Regions from separate parts of the Homo sapiens genome. Here region 2 is linked to region 1. A link is a contact called in ENCODE Hi-C or POLR2A ChIA-PET data. All regions are on one chromosome and are shown on one strand. The core of a region is the stretch at or near the end of the contact, and the rest is flanking DNA. Distances in the headings are between cores, read along the strand shown. Region 1 overlaps MAP3K5 (mitogen-activated protein kinase kinase kinase 5). Region 2 overlaps MAP3K5 (mitogen-activated protein kinase kinase kinase 5).

Evidence for each region. A loop is a pair of places that touch in the nucleus more often than their neighbours do. ChIA-PET counts read pairs that join two places held with the same protein, here RNA polymerase II (POLR2A). Pooled maps may share reads with other maps.
Region 2: a loop to region 1 is called in a map of ascending aorta, with 2.0 times the contacts of the local background. The contact joins two enhancer-like sites. A Hi-C loop is called at or near these places in 10 of 168 maps with a recorded cell type or tissue (CD4-positive, alpha-beta T cell, Calu3, GM12878 and 7 more), 21 of 37 single-sample maps with no recorded cell type and 10 of 50 pooled maps. POLR2A ChIA-PET finds 5 or more read pairs at or near these places in 19 of 52 experiments (AG04450, CD4-positive, alpha-beta T cell, CD4-positive, alpha-beta memory T cell and 15 more).

What each region holds. Positions count from the first base shown.
Region 1 is chr6:136,770,109-136,775,664 of GRCh38, forward strand. All of the region lies in intron 1 of MAP3K5 (mitogen-activated protein kinase kinase kinase 5), which reads right to left. Among named protein-coding and RNA genes, the nearest start is that of MAP3K5-AS2, 11 kb to the right of the region's middle. RefSeq lists a silencer at 2,943-3,237. Within about 2 kb of position 3,128, at least 14 of the 41 ENCODE cell types and tissues checked have a DNase peak (open chromatin) inside an H3K27ac peak, as active enhancers do; they include ascending aorta, where a contact is called at or near this core.
Region 2 is chr6:136,735,134-136,740,689 of GRCh38, forward strand. The region is part of intron 1 of MAP3K5 (mitogen-activated protein kinase kinase kinase 5); the gene reads right to left. Among named protein-coding and RNA genes, the nearest start is that of MAP3K5-AS2, 46 kb to the right of the region's middle. Within about 2 kb of position 3,383, at least 9 of the 41 ENCODE cell types and tissues checked have a DNase peak (open chromatin) inside an H3K27ac peak, as active enhancers do; they include ascending aorta, where a contact is called at or near this core.

The DNA of each region.
Region 1 (5,556 bases), core at 1,878-4,377:
GGCCTCCCTTTTTATTTTTATTTATTTTTATTTTTTGAGACAGAGACCATGTTTATTTTTTTGAGACCATGTTGGGGCATCTCTCCCCTAATGGATGGACTGAGGCATATGGTAAAAGGGAACTCTAAGCCCCTTTCACAAATTATATTACAGTATAATACAATACATACAGAACAGTGCACTGTTTATAATAGCAATTCTGGGCAAAGTAGAAAAGGTTAAATTATCTTCAGTATAATCCTTAAAAGCAAGGGAAAAGATTTTTCATACAAATAACTGATATATTTCAGACCATGCCATGACCAAATACTATGTGTTATTTAAAGAAATGTTAAGTTTATAAATTTCACTTAGCCCAAAAATTGTTTCTTCTCATCAATCATAGTACATTTCAATACAGACGTATTACTTTTCCTATATCATACAACAAAATAAATTCAAAATGGAGGTAAGAGTCAAGTGTAAAAATAAAATATATTAAACTTTATAGAATAAAATATAGGCCAGATGCAGTGGCTCACGCCTGTAATCCCAGTACTTTGGAAGGTTGAGGCAGAAGGATTGCCTGAGCCCAGAAATTCGAGGCCGCAGTGAGCTATGAAGGCACCACTGTACTCCAGCCTGGGCAACACAGCAAGACTTTGTCTCTCAAAATAATGAAATAAAACACAAATGAATACTTCTCGGATATATGTATGAAGCAAGAATCTGCACTTAAAAGGGATAATTTTGACTAATTAAAAAATCTGTCAGGAATTCACACAAAAATTATCATAAACATAAAACTGAGGAAAAATATAATAAATTTTTAAAAACAAAGGGATAATATTCTTAATATGTATACAACTCCTTATTATATTAAAGGAATCTAAAGCACATTTCTGGTTTTAAACACTAGATGTCATTTAATGTGATGTTAGGAACTAGACATGGAAACCAATTTCTGTATGAAAGTACGTTTGAGGCTCCTGTGGGCCAGCCAGCAGGTATGGAGAGTAGAGCAGATGCTTAACCTACAGCTCTGAGGTCTGGGCTACAAATATGAATTAGGGAGTCATCCGATACTCAAAAAGGCATTTTCTTCATTTCACATGAACCAAAGGAATGAAACCTAGCTGATTTCCCCCTACTGCAAACAGACAACTTACTACACTAATCTCATTATTATTATTATCATTATTATTGCTGTCATCAAAAAGCACTCTGTACTGAGGTAGAAGTCAGGACTTGACTCCAGAGGTGGGGCTTGGACACCGGACCAGATTGAGGACTAGCTAAAACAAAGCCAGAGCAGAAGCAGCTGTCAACAACAAAATGACATGCCCACCAGTGTGCCATGTCAATTTACTGTTGCCATAGCAATACCAGGGAGTTACCACCCCTTTCCATGGCAATGACCTAGTGACCCAAAAGTTACTACCCTTTCCTGAGAAATTTCTGCAAAAACAACCCCTTAATCTGCATGCAATTAAAAGTAGGTATAAATATGACTGCAAAGCTGCCCTGAGCTACTACTCTCTGCCTACTGGGTAGGCGTGCTCTGAAGAAGCAGTCACAGAGCTGTAACACTGCCTCTTCAATAAAGCTGTTTTCTTCTACCTCTGGCTTGCCCTTGAATTCTTTCCTGGGCAAAGCCAAGAACCCTCATGGGCTAAGCTCCACTTTGGGTCTCGCCTACCCTGCAGCAGCTCTATCTCAACAACCCGATATTTTAAAATATGTTCTTTTTTGAAAATCCATGTTTCCAACCTGAGAGCTGATTTTCAAAATAGGTTTTCAAAATATTTGGCTTTATAATGGTCTCCCTTTTTATTTTTTTTTTATTTTTTGAGACACAGTCTTGCTCCATCACTCAGGCTGGAGTGCAGTGGCTCACTGCAACCTCTGCTTCCCAGGTTCAAGCGATTCTCCTGCCTCAGCCTCCCAACTAGCTGGGACTACAGGCGTGTGCCACCACGCCCAATTAATTTTTGTATTTTTTAGTAGAAATGGGGGGGGGGGGTTTACCATGTTGGCCAGGCTGGTCTCGAACTCCCAACCTCAGGTGATCTGCGCCCCTCGGCCTCCCAAAGTCCTGGGATTACAGGCGTGAGCCACCACACCCAGCCTGTGGTCTCCCATTATTTTGAGGGGGGGGGAGACCTTAGTCCCTAGTAAAGTAATTCTCTAGCATATTAAGTATATGAAATGTTTCTATGCAAATGTGTTCCTTCCTACCCTACTGTGGTAAGCATGGCACAGAAGACCCTGTAGAAGATATCATCAGAAACAGCAGTCAATACTGTGCACCTCTCTGTATACAGATAAGGCAGAAGGGAGTTCATTCCAAGATGTGCAGTAAAATAATTCAGAAAAGGATGGTTGGGGGCAGTGGCGGGGGGCTTCTTTTTGAAATGAATGAACAGACAATGAAAATGAATGAATGCACATACAGTAGTGAGACAATGCAGGTTAATCCAGGGTTTACTTCAGTAATCTACTGACAGCAGCCCTCCACTGAGGAGGGGTTAGGAAGCTTAAGATGAAGAAAACCTAAAAATCAAGCCGAGTTTTGAAAAAATGTTAACTGTTTCCACTGTAAGTTTACAAAGTAAGGTGGCAAACTGAGCAAAATAAATCTCATTTTTAAAAATGAATCATGTTCACTGTTATGCAGCCAGCATTATGAGCAATTAAGTGTTTCAAGTGGTTGAGAAAACAAGAAAGGCGTTTCAGGTTCCAGTTCCTATTCTTGAGCTTTCAAAAGCCTGTGAAATCTGGCCATTGGGGACAGATGCATGGAAGACTTAACTGGCCTGAGAGATGGGCACTTTCCCTTCCTGAAGAAGTCCTACACCTCTGTAAATTGGGTTCAAGCCAGTCAAGAATTCTCAACTTAAGCTGTATCAGTGTGAATTCAAATTTCTCTAAGTTAAGAGATTCTCGGAAGGAAAAACAACTCTATTTTCAGTCAATTAAAATTAGCAAGAAAACAAGTACATTTACAAAGGGTCATGCTCCAGAAGTTATTCTCATAAGAAAGTGGTTGGGAATTTGCCTTCCACATTCCCATGGAAACCCTGTTAAATAACACCTGAGCCCACAAAGGCCTACTGACCTCATCCCATCTGAGGCATGAATACCAGCAGCCAGGCCACGTGCCTTACCTTGGGAGTAGCCTGCACCGCTTCCAGAGACTGCCTTCTCTCTGCTTTCCTCGTGAACACATTTCTTTAAATAACACTCCCTGTTACATGCCTTCTGTTGTTCTCCAGAAATCAGTCAAGTCACCGTACCTGACATCTACCACCACCTGCTTTCCTGAAACTGCTCTGGCAAAGTTATCAGGGGTTTTCTGATCTCCAAGTCCAGTTATTTCTCTGAAACATTCAACTTCACTGACCTTCGGACAAGCCCTCTTTGCATTGCTTTTAGAGCTAATCCCTTCTCTCTCTCCCTCTCTGAACTTTCTCTCATCTGTTGTGCCATCTTACCATCTTCCCTTTCTCACTAGATGATGCCTTCCTTTGCCCATTTTTTGTTGTTGTTGTTGTTGGTTGGTTCGTTGGTTGTTTTCTGAGACAGAGTCTGGCTGTTTCACCCAGGCTGGAGTGCAGTGGTACGATCTCAGCTCACTGCAGCCTCTGCCTCCTGGGTTCAAGTGATTCTCATGCCTAAGCCTCCCAAGTAACTGGGACCACAGGCGGGTGCCACCACACCCAGCTAATTTTTCTATTTTTAGTAAAGATGGGGTTTCTCCACGTTGGCCAGGCTGGTCTCAAACACCTGGTCTCAAACATCAGGTGATCTGCCTGCCTCAGCCTCCCAAAGTGCTGGGATTACATTACAGGCATGAGTCACCATGCCCCGCCGTCCATCTTTAAATGCCAGTGTTTCCTTAGTTCTATCATAGGCCTTCTCTTTATCCTACCCCTTCCTTATGGAGAGACTCATTTTTTCCATGATTTATTATAAAATGCCTGGCACATGTTAAGTGCTCAATAAATGTTAGCTTTCATCATTATCCTTCAAAACCCAGTTCAAATGTCACCTCCTGTCCAATGTCTTAGCCAACCTCCTCCACACTTCCTTCTCCTCCTGAAGAATCCTCCATGATTTGTGCTCTCAAAGAACCTTACATAAACCTCTAGTATAACAATTAGCACCAGCCTAGGCAACATGGCAAAACCCCATCTCTACAAAAAAAGAATTAAAAAATTAGCCAGCATGGTGGCACACACCTGTGATCCCAGCTACTCAGAAGGCTGAAGTGGGAGGATCGCCTGAGCCCAAGGAGGTTACGGCTGCAGTGAGCTGTGATCGCACCACTGCACTCCAGCCTGGGTGACAGAGTGACTCAGTCTCAAATTTTTTAAAAAACAACAACAACAAACAATTAGCACAATATATATAATACGTTCATAGGCTGGTCTCCCTTACCAGACTGTGAGCCGCTCCAGGAAAGGGATGACATCATTGAATTGTATTCTACAAACATCATTAAGTGTCATCTACAGGTCACACACTGATACAGAAGACCTGGGGCATGTCAAGAACCATAAAATGTGATCTTTGTCATTAACTCACACTTAAGCAGAAAAAGCAGACATCAAAACCAATAACTAAAACACCACTGGGGGGAAAGTGTGATATTCATTCAATCAATCAATCTGTATCAAGTGCCAAGCACTCCATTAGGTACTAGAGGTGCAGGGTTAACAAGACAGAAAAAGAGACATGGAACTATATTCTAATGATTCTTTAAAAAACCAGAAACTGCTCCTTGTTTGTCAGATGTTTCTAACAAAAGGTTTTTCATTATTGTGTAAATTGGACTTGACTTTTTCAGTTGTTCCTTCTTAGTCATATCACGTATGATGCAAGACCTATGGAGCAACAGCTTTCTTTATATCTCCCAAAGAATCAAGCATGATTTGAATACTGAATCCTTAAAGCAAATCAAAATTTATTTAACAGCCTTCAGAGGTCATTTCAAGAGGGAATAGATAGGGCTGCTAACAGAAATATGAATTAAAAAAAAATTCAGATCTTAGAGAATAAAAATAGAAGGATAAATAGTTCCAAGATTATTCATACCTTAAAAGAAAAAGAATGCTAAGGTCAAGCTTATAAGCAACTAGGCAATGTGCTGGATTCAGGAAGAAATTTACCTGGTGACCACATATTAGGTATAGATTATGGCTCAAAAGTTGGGTAATACTTTTTGCTGTGGCTAAATGGGACAATGACAAGTCTTGAAAAAATAATTCTCATAGACTAAATATTAAGTCATTAGAAGCTTGTAACCTAGTCCAGGTCTCAAATTAGGCTTTCGGCACGTAGACCAGGTAACTGAAAACTGAAAGCAGATGAGAGTCTCGAATTCTCCTGTCATAGCCTTTTTCTTCTTCTATGCTCTCAGAAAACCTCCTCATATTAAATGTGGCATATCCTCTGGCACAGAACTCTTTGGGTAACATGCACCTAACTCCCCTGATAATAAACCATGGAGAATAACCCAAAGAACATACAGTGTGAAAACAGAAAAATCATGATTGCTTCATACATCCACTCCTG
Region 2 (5,556 bases), core at 2,133-4,632, 35 kb before region 1:
GGTATTTCTCACTCTGGCTAGGGAAATAACTGTCATTTATATGAATTATGTTTACATAAGCATTAATAGTTATTAAAGCAGTGTAACATGGTGATACAGAAAAACTTAGACTCTAGAAAATTCTACAGGAAAAATGACCTGAATTCCTTAACAAAAACATCACAGGGGAGAAGAGGAGATGAAAGTAGAAATTAGATATTAAAAGAGACTTAAGGAACATAGTCAACTGTAATGTGTGGACCTTGGTTGGATTCTACAAAAGTAAACTTTAAAAAATCATGGCATTTATGAGATAATCAAAATTTTGAAAACTGACAGGATATTTGATGATATCAAGAAATGAATTATTTTAAGTATGATAAGGTACTGTGTTAGGAGTCCTTATCTTTCAGAGAAGAAAAATGTAGCATGATAGGCCGGGTGAGGTGGCTCAAGCCTGTAATTCCCAGCACTTTGCGAGGCTGAGGCAGAGGATCGCTTGAGTTCGGGAGTTTGAGACCAGCCTGAGCAACAAAGTCAGACCCCATCTCTATAAAAAGTGTTAAAAATAGCTGGGTGTGGTGGTGCGTGCCTGCAGTCCCAGCTACTAAGGAGCTGAGGCAGGAGGATGGCTTGGGCCCGGGAGTTCAAGGTTACAGTGAGCTATGATCGTGCCATTGTACTCCAATCCGGGTGACAGAGCACGAACCTATCTCTAAAAAAACAAACAAAAAAAGCATGATAATTTCATCCTATGTTAAAAAATAAAGAATGCTAATGTCTGGCACCACATGATGTATGCATTCCTTATCAAAAAAGCATTATCTTGCATGCCATAGAAATATAATTGTAAGTAAGAAACACTATACCATTATTGCTGTAGAAAGAAAATCAGTATTTTTTTTTCTTTCTACTCCTGTAGAAACTAAATTAAATGAAATCCAGTTGCATACTATTTATGGGCAGAAATCGTTGCTCATCCTGGTAAGCAAGCTAGTTTGGAGGGTTTTCCTCTTGTAATTATGGCTGTCATTTCTCGTGGTCTTAAATCCAGTTGGATCTAAGAAGTGTGGGTGAGCGCCTGGGAGCTCCACAGTGCTCCAAGATTCTTAATGTGTCAACGAATGGAAACCTCTCACAGTCAGGATTCAACATCTCTAAAAGAGGCCATACCCTTTCTTTCTACTCTGTTAAGCTCACTTTCGACACCTAATAATTTCATCTAGTCAAAATGTGCAATAGTTTTTGTTCAAATTTACTTCTTCTAATAGTATCTGTAATTCTGTTGACATGACAGATGTATAAATGATTCTGCCAGTAAATAATTTCATTCCTAGCGTACGTGTTGACATTCCATTTAAGTCCAACAATCCATTTAAGGGGGTTTGAGACTTCTTTCTTGAGAATTATTAGAGGAAATGAATAAGATTAAAACTATTCATTGTTAACTGATCTTTTAACTGCTGACAGACAGGTGGCTGGACTTCACTGACTATAATGAAAGAGTCTGGTTCTTTTTTCTTTCTTTCTTCCAATTGATTAAATCTATCAGTAAAGGAATTCGCATACTCTAGGAAAACTAATGTTGTTGTTTTAGAGACAGAGTCTCACTCTGTCACTCAGGCTGGAGTGCAATGGTATGGTCATAGCTCACTGGGCTCAACTGATCCTCCCACCTCAGCCTCCCAAGTAGCTGAGACTACAGGCATGCAGCACCACTCCTGGTTAATGTTTTACATATTTTTTCTAGAGACAGTGTCTTGCTAATTGGCCCAGGCTGGTCTCAAACCCCTGGACTCAAGTGATCCTCCCACCTCAGCCTCCCAAAGTGTTGGGATTACAGGTACGGATATGAGCCACTGTGTACAGCCATGTTGTTATTTTTTTAATGTGACAAATTAATTTTACATATATATATGTGTGTGTATATATATATATATATATAAACTTAGATGTGATTATATAAATGTCTCTTTAAAAGAAGGCTATCGACGGAGGCCAATATCCTAAGCAAATTACTGCAAGTACAGAAAACCAAATTCTGCATGTTCTCACTTGTAAATGACAGCTAAACATTAAGTACACATGGACATAAAAATAGGAATAGACACTGGGGATACTAGAGACGGGAGGGTGGGAAGGGGGCGAGGGTTGAAGAACTACCTATTGGATATTATGCTCACTACACCTGGGTGATGGGATCATTCGTACACCAAACCTCAGTGACACTCAATTCACCCCGTAACAAACCTGCACATGTATCCTCTGAAACTAAAATAAAAGTTGAAAAAAAGGCCAGCCACACAGAGATGAAGACAGGGAACCAAAGACCCTCACCAGCCCCACAATGGGGAAAATGAGATAAGCCTGCTGAATAGAGACAACAGACCAGAAAGGAAAGGAGAGGGCAGCCCCCGCCATGTATCACATACTAAGTCCCTCCAAGGAGCCCTTTGACGGCTTCTTATCACGCTGCCCAGGAGGCTCCGGTTTCTTCGCCTCAGCTTCCATCCATCATAGCACCATGGAATTAAGAACTCCCTTTACTCTGTTCTCCCACATGTTGATTTTAACACACATGATTGTCTATACTGTGCAAAGTACTGAGAAGGGGTCAAAGAAATCAGCATCAGCCCTTCATGGGCTGATAACCTTCAAGTGCAATGGCTGGACATGTGAGCAGCAGAAGTGCAAAGTCAAATGAAATAGATGTAAATGTTCTTTGGGAGCAGAGGACAAGGAGTGGCTGATTCTTACAGGAGTAATGGAGAAGGCCATTCAGGGCAACAGCTTCACAGTAAGCCTTGAGAAGTGGTAGAATTTCAGGATGCAGGGCCTGGGAAGAAGGGACATTCCTGGCTGCTTTGCAATTGCATAATATAGGAGTTTCTTTTTACCAGAAAAAATTGCTCCACTACCTAAGAATGGACATGTACACCACCACCCACCGAATGAGAAATGGCTTATCGCTCTGCCCAGCTGGTCTTTCCACAGGAAGTTTACAGGGAGAAAAATAAATTGCACAATCATTTTTTGGGAACACTTTTCAGTAAAAACTTTTCTTATTAGGGAGAAAGAAATTTCATTTTACTTGTGTCTTTATGCATTCTACCATGCCCGACTAAATGCATCCTCTCCTGTAACGTATCGCTTGGATCCCCTACTTCCCTGGTCCAAGGGGAGTTTCGGTACCTCTTCCTGGCAAAGCTCTCTCTACTTGAGACCTTATAGCTGCGGACCTGCTTGTCTGTGTCCTCCAAGGGACCTGACTGTTTTAACAGAAATACCCGGCAGAGGAGGCATTTGATGGTAAGGAGACAGCTTCTAATTCACATTGCTAAAATGAGAGACAAACAAACAAACAGAAGACAACCTGTGGAAAAGGCTTCTGAATAATAAAAAGAGTCTTCCAACTGGCACTCAGCCCAAGAGTCCACAGATCATCACCACAGCAACAGACAGTATTTGGAGGCAATGAGGAGCACAAAATGCAGATCTGGCAAAGGCATTAGCAAAATTATTCATTTCAAGGAGACTATATAAGCTCCTGAATTTGTAGCATTCGCTTCTATATGTATATTAGCCATCAGAAACAGAAAGAGCTAATGAGCTGAAGTGCTGGTGAGAACAGTCAGGGTACCACATACAGCTAGCTCTACTTGGAACAGACGGCTGATGGCCTAAGGAACCTGTAGCCACGTCAGCTCCAAAGCAGGGACCGGTTCAGTCATCAGTGCAGCCAATGTTCATGAAATCCCTACTAAGTGCCAAGGGATACTAAGTGCTAAGGTCCAAGGGATACAAAAGTCATCCAAACACACACACGCGTGCACACACACACACACACACACACACCCATGCACACTAGGTTCCTGCCCTCAGAAAGCTTATGATCTAGCAAGAGAAGAGACAATCAAATAAACGTACAAAAACAAATGCACACTGTGGTAAGTGTGTTGACGACATGACACAGGGCATTTTGAACAGTACAACAGACAGAACTGATTCGTCAGTGGAGCTCCCCTGACAAAGTAATGGTGTCTGAAGGAGATATAGAAATAAAGGGATGTAGAAGTAAATGTGGCCTATCAGTAGTCAGTGCTGACCAGGCATTACAAATGGCCATGGTGTCGCTCCTGCCTGCTATGCCTGGGGTGTAGCTGGCTGGTGTCAGAATGCCCAAATCCACACTTGCTCTGTGCAGCCCTCAACACCCTGAGCCCATTTCCTCACCTGTCAACCAACAATAACAATAGTCTTTGTCACAGAAAGGGCTTAACAACAAAGAGGTGTCAATGAACATCAGCCACGACTAGAGAGTGGGCCATGGGTCAGGGGGACATTCACCCCTCACTCCCACCCCAGGGTACTGTCAATCACTTACAGACATTTTTCTTATTTCCTGTACTTTTTTCTCATACTTTTCCTATTCGATAAACAGGAAGTATGGAATCAGTAAGATGAGTTTCATTCTTTTCAGTAGACCCTTTAGTGCCTTAAAAAAGTCTGTAGTTAAAGAGCATCTTCAAGAGAGGTCCTAGACCATATGGACACAACCAACATTTGCAGTCACTATTTTGGGGGGTCTGAAGGGGGCAGACCAGGGCAGCTAATGGCAAGCCCCGTAGAAGGTGCAGAAATTTTCCAGCTGAATAAATATTCCAGTTTGCTTCAAACAGTCTTAGATGTCTGTTATCCCATGATATGTATGATCTCATTGTCATTTCTAGTAGATCCCCCCATTCATTCTCAAGTGTCCTGGTTGGGCCCTAAGCAAGCGGCAGTTCCTGCACCATTAGCTGTCCCTTCCATGGGCAGTGGCAGCAGGGGCCTGTAGCTGCCAAGAAACTCAGCAGGAGCCCCTCTTTACAGCTGCTACTCTAGGTGGCTTGGCCCCGGGGCTTCCACAGGATGAAGACCCCAGCCCTGCATGTTCTTCAAATTATTCTCAGACACAAGCTGCTTTTTCCAAATCTCCCAGCCAAGGTAATGATGGAAATTTTACAAATGGCATGGAGTAGAATCAGACAGCTTTTAAACTCCAGCCCTCGCTCTTCACAGTAAATTGCATTTCATCTTGCTGCAATTTTTCGTCTTTTCTTTGGTCATTTCTTGTTTGTGTGGGAGTGTGCACAGCGGGGCTGGGGACGGGGGAGGTGAAGTGTTTTTCCCTTCTTTTTACCTTCCCCCTCTTTCACCTTTAATCTTGGTTTTCCTTTTTTGGAATCTACATCTTCCTCCAAGGGCTGATCTTTGTCTTCTTGAATTTCTGCTGTTTACTTATGATTTCTTACTGAAAATATTCATGTCACGTCAAGTTTCTTTTAGACATCAACAAGCCAGAGCTGGTTTTATAATGCAGACCACGTGTCCCCTGAGTCCTGGACTAAAAGTCCCAAATACTCTTTGGAAACTGGCTTAAACCAGGTCGTCATATCTGAAAGACTTCTCCCCAGCTCTTTCTACCTCCGTGTGATTTATTTAAGAGCAAGACTGAGACAATAAAAAAAAAGAAAGATTTAAAAAAAGAAGAAATGTTACCTGAAATTCCACCATCCATAATCCCACCATTAACCA